Linked DNA regions of Homo sapiens: region 1 is linked to region 2. The links are chromatin loops, found by intact Hi-C in ENCODE. Cell type or tissue: endothelial cell of umbilical vein. All regions are shown on one strand. Each heading gives the region's core, and the rest is flanking DNA. Links, peaks and the distances in the headings are about the cores only. Region 1 overlaps NRXN3 (neurexin 3). Region 2 overlaps NRXN3 (neurexin 3).

Region 1 (2,927 bases), core at 254-2,753, 120 kb after region 2:
TCTATCAAGTGTCAGTTAAAGGCCGTTTTTGTCTCTGATTGCATAACAGGGTATGTTTGAGAGAGACATCGCTGAGAGAAATTCAAAGCTACCATGTGAAGATCCTTTCCTGAATATAGTGTGGCTACCTCAGATCAGGATTCTCAAGCTTGGCAGTTTTGACATTTTGGACTGGATTCTTTTTTGATGTGGGGAAACTACCTGTGCACTGAAGGATGCTTTGCAGCATCTGAGGATGACCCACTAGATATTAGTAGCACCTTTCTCCCATGGTAACAAACAAAAATGTCTCCAGACATTTCCACATGTCTTCTGTAGGGCAAAATCCCACTGGCTAAAAGCCAGTGATGGAGTTTGTACTCTTTGAAATAAGACCACTGACTTTTTGTCTTCCACCTAATTACGCTCAGTAAGATAAGGCCTTCTTTTGAGGTAGACTTTCAACATCTATCTCTGATTCTTTTTGAGAAAACACGTTGCATTTTAATCTTTTAGTGACCGATTGTCCCCAAATGTAAAATAGAAAGTTGAGGGAGGCAGTAGTTATATGCACATATTTTTTGAGCCAGAGTTCCCTGAGTTTGAGTTAAGGTGTCCTGAGTTTTGAGTTAAAGTTCCCTGAGTTTGCTACCAATTAGCTATGAAACCTGGGCCGAGTTAAAAGTTAGACCTTTACAGTCTTAAGTCTCCCTTTTTCATGTGTAAGACAAGGGAGAATAATGATTGTACCTTTTTCATAGGTTTTGATGATGGTTAAATGAGTTGAAGTAGTGAAAGCTCATAGCACAATGGCTGGCCCATGTTGAATGCCTAATGAATGTTTGCTATAATTACTACTGTTGATGATAATACTTTTGAAAACATAGTTGACTTGTTATAATTAAGCCAGTGTTTACATCTGCTTTACCAAATACTTCCCATGGTTTTTATCTCAGAAAATAGACTCAAAAGTGAACACACACACACACACACACACACATATATACCACACATATGTACAACCTGCATCGTCTAATAAGCTCAGTGGTTCCATATACTATATCTTTGGCCAAATCCGGGGCTTTCTGATTAGCACCTCTAGTTTTTTTTTTTTTTTTCTTCCCACTCCTGCTATAACCATTCTCAGCATTTTCTTCCAGTTTTTTCCTTCTAGAACTACTGCCAGGTGAACTACAAATTATTTTCTTGATTTGCAGCCCATGCACCAATGAGAAAATGCCTATGGTGTCTTTTGATTTTATGGTTCATTGCTTAGGCCTTGTCATAAAAACCATGGCGTCTCTTAAAAGAAAATATAAAACAAAAACAACTTTCTCTTGGCCAGAGTTTATCAAACCTATGCCCATAATGGCATAGAAATATAGGAAATGAGACAATCCTACTCCCCCAATCCCCGTTTTCTGTTTATTTGTTTGATTCCTGCCAAAGCAAAGTGACCTTGAGGGGGCACCGGCTCAGTGTTTGCTTTTTCTGGCGCTACCCACACCCCTCCTTCTTCATCTCCTACTGCTCCCCATTCAGCTCCTCAACAATCGGCAATCACTCTGCCCTTCTGCTCCAAATTTATGACCGGGAGCAAGCCATAAACAGAGAAGGCCAATCCTGATCCTAGGCACTGCACCTTCCTGTTTGCCAGAGGTATGACAGCTTGATGGGACTGTAAAGAATAAGCCTGCATCCCCACAAGCCGCATGAATCATGTCCTAGGATAATGACTAGCAAAGGCTGCTGCAGAGACTGCAGGTGACTCAGAGCCCTGAGGCAGGGCTTTCCCTAAACCACCTAGAACAAAGGGTTCCCATGGATGTTCTCTCTGTGGCGTCATCTCACAAATGAGAAGACCTCACCCACTCTCTGATCTATAAAAGCAGCCTTTTTATTCTGTGATCCATGTGAAATGGCAAAGATCACTCCAGCTTATTGATGCTCAGAGAATTATGAAGGTGCCACCTGAATGATACTCCTATAGGAAATATTTGGTGAACAAGATAACGTTTTTTCATGGATACTATTTGCCTCCTCCAGTTGCCGCTTGGTGTGTATATTATTCGCCAGTGATTGATAATGCCTCGGGACCACCTAGTGATCTTGTTCAGTTTCTAATTTAGTTGATCTGAGGTGGGGCCTGAGAATTTGCATATTTTAAAAACTCCCAAGTGATGCTGATGCAAAACAGCTAGAAGAGAATAATAATTCAAATAAATGTTCCTGGTGTAAAGGAAAGATAAATATTTCAGGTGATGGATATCCTAATTACCCTGATGTGATTGTATGAATGTATCAAATTATTCCAGGTACCCTGAAAATATGTATATCTAATGGGTACCAAAAACAATAAATAAATAATAAAAATCTGCTTTCACCAACTGATCTAGGTTTAAGCAATGGAGTAACATGACACCAGTATAACACCTTTTGCATTTCTGAAAGCTTCCTTCCCCTCCTCTTTCCCCTCCCCTCCTCTCCTTTCCTTTCCTTCTAGATCTGACAGTAGTAGCTGCAGCTTATGCTTTAGATTTGAGATACACAGTTGGGATCTATGATGGTCCCTGAGAAAGGACAATGAGTAGAAGAAGCAAGGTGCAGAGAGGATCTAACAATTTTTGCATGGACATGAGATTTGGAGCAAGGTCTAGAAGCTCATATCAGCAAGGAGTAAGTATGCTTGTGGCTTAAAGATTATGGTCTTCAAGACTTGCTCCTGGACTGGAAATATTCCCCTAATTTTTTGCCTAAATGAAATGTGCTACAGGCCTGAGTATACCTAAATCAGCTTCATTTTTCTGTCAAATCCCTCCCTGTATGCTTCTTCCAGTGATATGTCATGCAGATGTCCACAGGGGACATAGGATCTTGTAGTGCAAAAAACATGAGACTTTCATCAGACAATCAGTCTTGACTCTCAGACTCACTGTTGATTCTATGAC
Region 2 (2,927 bases), core at 275-2,774:
TTTTCTGTATTAAATCACTTATTCAAACAATGATTTATTCAACAGAAAGCATTGAACACTGTATTTCTTTTCTGACAACCACTTCTCCAATTCTCTGACACCAACTGGGTGCCCAACAATTTTATTCAATTCTGATACTACCTGGAGTTAGCACAGATCCCCCAGGTTAAGGACTCAGTCTCACAAGACTTCTGCTACTCTAGACACCAGACACTGTACATGGAGTGCTCGGGCTACCCACAGTTTTGTGCAGCTGACCACAAATTGGGGGTTCTCATGACCCCCTCCACCCCTCAGTTTCCATAATTCAGTAGAGCCACTCACAGAACCACGACATGTTCTTTATTTGCAATTATTGGTTTATTATAAAGGATTCAACTTAGGAACAGCCAAATTGAAGAGATGTATTGGACAAAACATGAGGAAGAGGACCCAGAGCATAGATGCCCTCTCCTGGCACACTGCCCTGCCAGCATGATGATATGTTCACCAATCTGGAAGATCCTCAAACCCCATCTTTTAGAGTTTTGTGTCCAGGATTCATTAAGGTAGACATGATTGATTATACATTGCCCATTGGTGATTGAACTCAATCTCCAGCCCTTCTCTCCAACCCAGATGTCAGGGACGGGGACCTTCAGTTCTGTTCCTCTAATCCAGTAGTTTTTAATGTAATCAGTCCTCATCCTAAAGCAAAAAGCTACCCTTTTCTCCCCCATGAGTTATTTCATTAGGGATCTTAAATAGAAGACTATTCCTTCAGAAGATTTTAGGAGCTTTGTGCCAGGAAGCTGGGAGAAAGATTTTTTTGTTGTTGTTACACTACACACAGCCATATGCTGAGCTTGGTGCAAGGCACGGGGGATACAGTGGTTAATGGAGCAGACACAGTCCTTGTCCTCATGAAACTTCAAGTTAGGCAAACTCATTGAAATGAAGATCAGTCTAGAGAAGTTAGTAAAACTGAAACAAAGATAAATAAAACATGAACTTGATTCACAGAAACACTTACCTCCATATATGAATAACATCAATTAGTAAACTGGGAGGAGGAAGGAGGTGCTGGGTGTGGAATGGACGGGAAAAATGGAGAAGTCAACACTGAATTTCTAATCACCTAAATCACTTTAAGTCTCATCTTTTTGACATGGTGATGGTCAAAGATTGGCACATTATTCTTATCAAAGCACAGGATAGGGTGCTAGGTGGAGGAACCAGGAAAGATTAGTCAGAGAAGATGCCTTGAAATTCTATGTTAGATTGTCATCTAGGTTATACAGCTCATGGACAAAAATACATGCATAAAATGATGCCCACATGGATTAATGGATACATGAAATTTTAAATTCCTAGACAAACATATAAATCAATGAATTATTAAGTTTATACTAGTTGTATATGGGACTATTTGATATTGCTTACTTTGTTCTTTGAATTTTGCATTTAGGAGATTTGTAGTATGAGTTTCTTGCAGAAATCTTAACATTTCCTTAAAAAACCACTTCCCTAAAATAATCCTTGAGGAAACATATTTGTCAGAAATGTTCACATCATATTCCTTTTGTTCTGGTTTATCTCATCCTCCTTGACTTCTCCACATCTCTAAGTAGGAAGTTATTTATTGCTGCTGAAGTTGTAACCCTGGTGATTTCGCTATCAACTTACAAATCACTTCCTTTCCATATGACTACAGCATGTAAGAATGCTGAGGTTTTCTTTTCTCCAAATAAGGCAGAATGCTTCAAGAATATTTTATCGTCCTATATGGATATTCTATACCTTTAGAGTGAACACTTTCCTCTATTAAAACATTAACAGTCATAATGAGATTCAGTCCAACTGGACCGAGCTTGTGAATAAAACAAGATGCTCCAGTCTGTGGTTCAAACATTTTGAACTTCCCAGAATATAATTAGGTATAGAATATAGTTCTTATCTTTCTTTGAGAACTTTTTGAATTATTGTTATAGTTTCTAAAATATCTTTTCTATTTTGAGGGTAAGGTCACAAAACAGAAAAAAATGTGTATCAGAGTATGTTGAATATGGCTGTTTGTCAGATCAAGTTTACGCTGTGTATGGGCCTTCGTCCAATTTAGATGCAGATGGTATAAGGGACTTTGAATATGCTATATTATTATTCAGCTGACTTCTCCAGTAAATAATAGTGTTCTTCAGGAACAGAAAACCAAACGCCACATGTTCTCACTCATAAATGGGAGCTGAACAATGAGAACACATGGACACAGGGAGGGGAACATCACATACACTGGGGCCTGTAGGTGGAGGGGAGCAGGGGGAGGGAGAGCATCAGGATAAATAGCTAATGCATGTGGGGCTTAATACCTAGGTGATGGGTTGATAGGTGCAGCACATCACCATGGCACATGTTTACCTATGTAACAAACCTGCATGTCCTGTACATGTATCCCAGACCCCAAAATAAAATTAAAAAAATAATAATAGTGTTCTTTAGCGTCTTTCATGTGAATGGAAGTTTTGCAGACATTGTCACAGCAGCATTTTTTCCCGTGGGTTTCCACTAAGTGGTGCCTTCGCCTTGGGGGAAAGGTGTCTCAGTCTTATTCCAGTCTGCTTCATTTACTGTTGATGTGATGATTGCTGCCTATGTAGTATGTGACTTTCTAGGGACAGGCGGTCAGGTTTTTCTGGACCCCTCTTTCTCTGAGGATCTCTTCAAAGGAATAGCCTTTGGCCTTGAGTGCTGCCTCGAGCCCACAAGCACCTTCTCATGGTTGAGCACACCCTATTGCTTGACTCAGTGAAATACATTGAATATCCTGCCAACACTTTTTGTTGTACATCTCTTTGCCCTCAGGCTAGCTACAGAAAGAAAAAGAGAGAGAGAATACATTTTTACATTTCCTGTTCTTCATGTTGAATGAGGCAGTTTATCTTCTGAACAGC

What was found. Hi-C counts contacts between places; a loop is a spot of excess contacts. Peaks named below come from ENCODE experiments on the same cell type or tissue, not always from the same donor. Only the 100,000 strongest peaks of a DNase experiment are listed, where the experiment ranks them.
Region 1: a loop joins it to region 2, with 5 times the contacts of the local background. A loop is called at or near these places in 1 of 110 quality-filtered maps.

The regions. Positions count from the first base shown.
Region 1 is chr14:79,043,745-79,046,671 of GRCh38, forward strand. The region is part of intron 15 of NRXN3 (neurexin 3); the gene reads left to right. Among named protein-coding and RNA genes, the nearest start is that of NRXN3-AS1, 30 kb to the right of the region's middle. In endothelial cell of umbilical vein, for the core only: no CTCF peak of the experiment used is centred there; a DNase peak (open chromatin) is centred at 1,607; H3K27ac peaks cover 1,209 bases.
Region 2 is chr14:78,920,419-78,923,345 of GRCh38, forward strand. All of the region lies in intron 10 of NRXN3 (neurexin 3), which reads left to right. Among named protein-coding and RNA genes, the nearest start is that of NRXN3-AS1, 150 kb to the right of the region's middle. In endothelial cell of umbilical vein, for the core only: no CTCF peak of the experiment used is centred there; a DNase peak (open chromatin) is centred at 1,643; H3K27ac peaks cover 2,500 bases.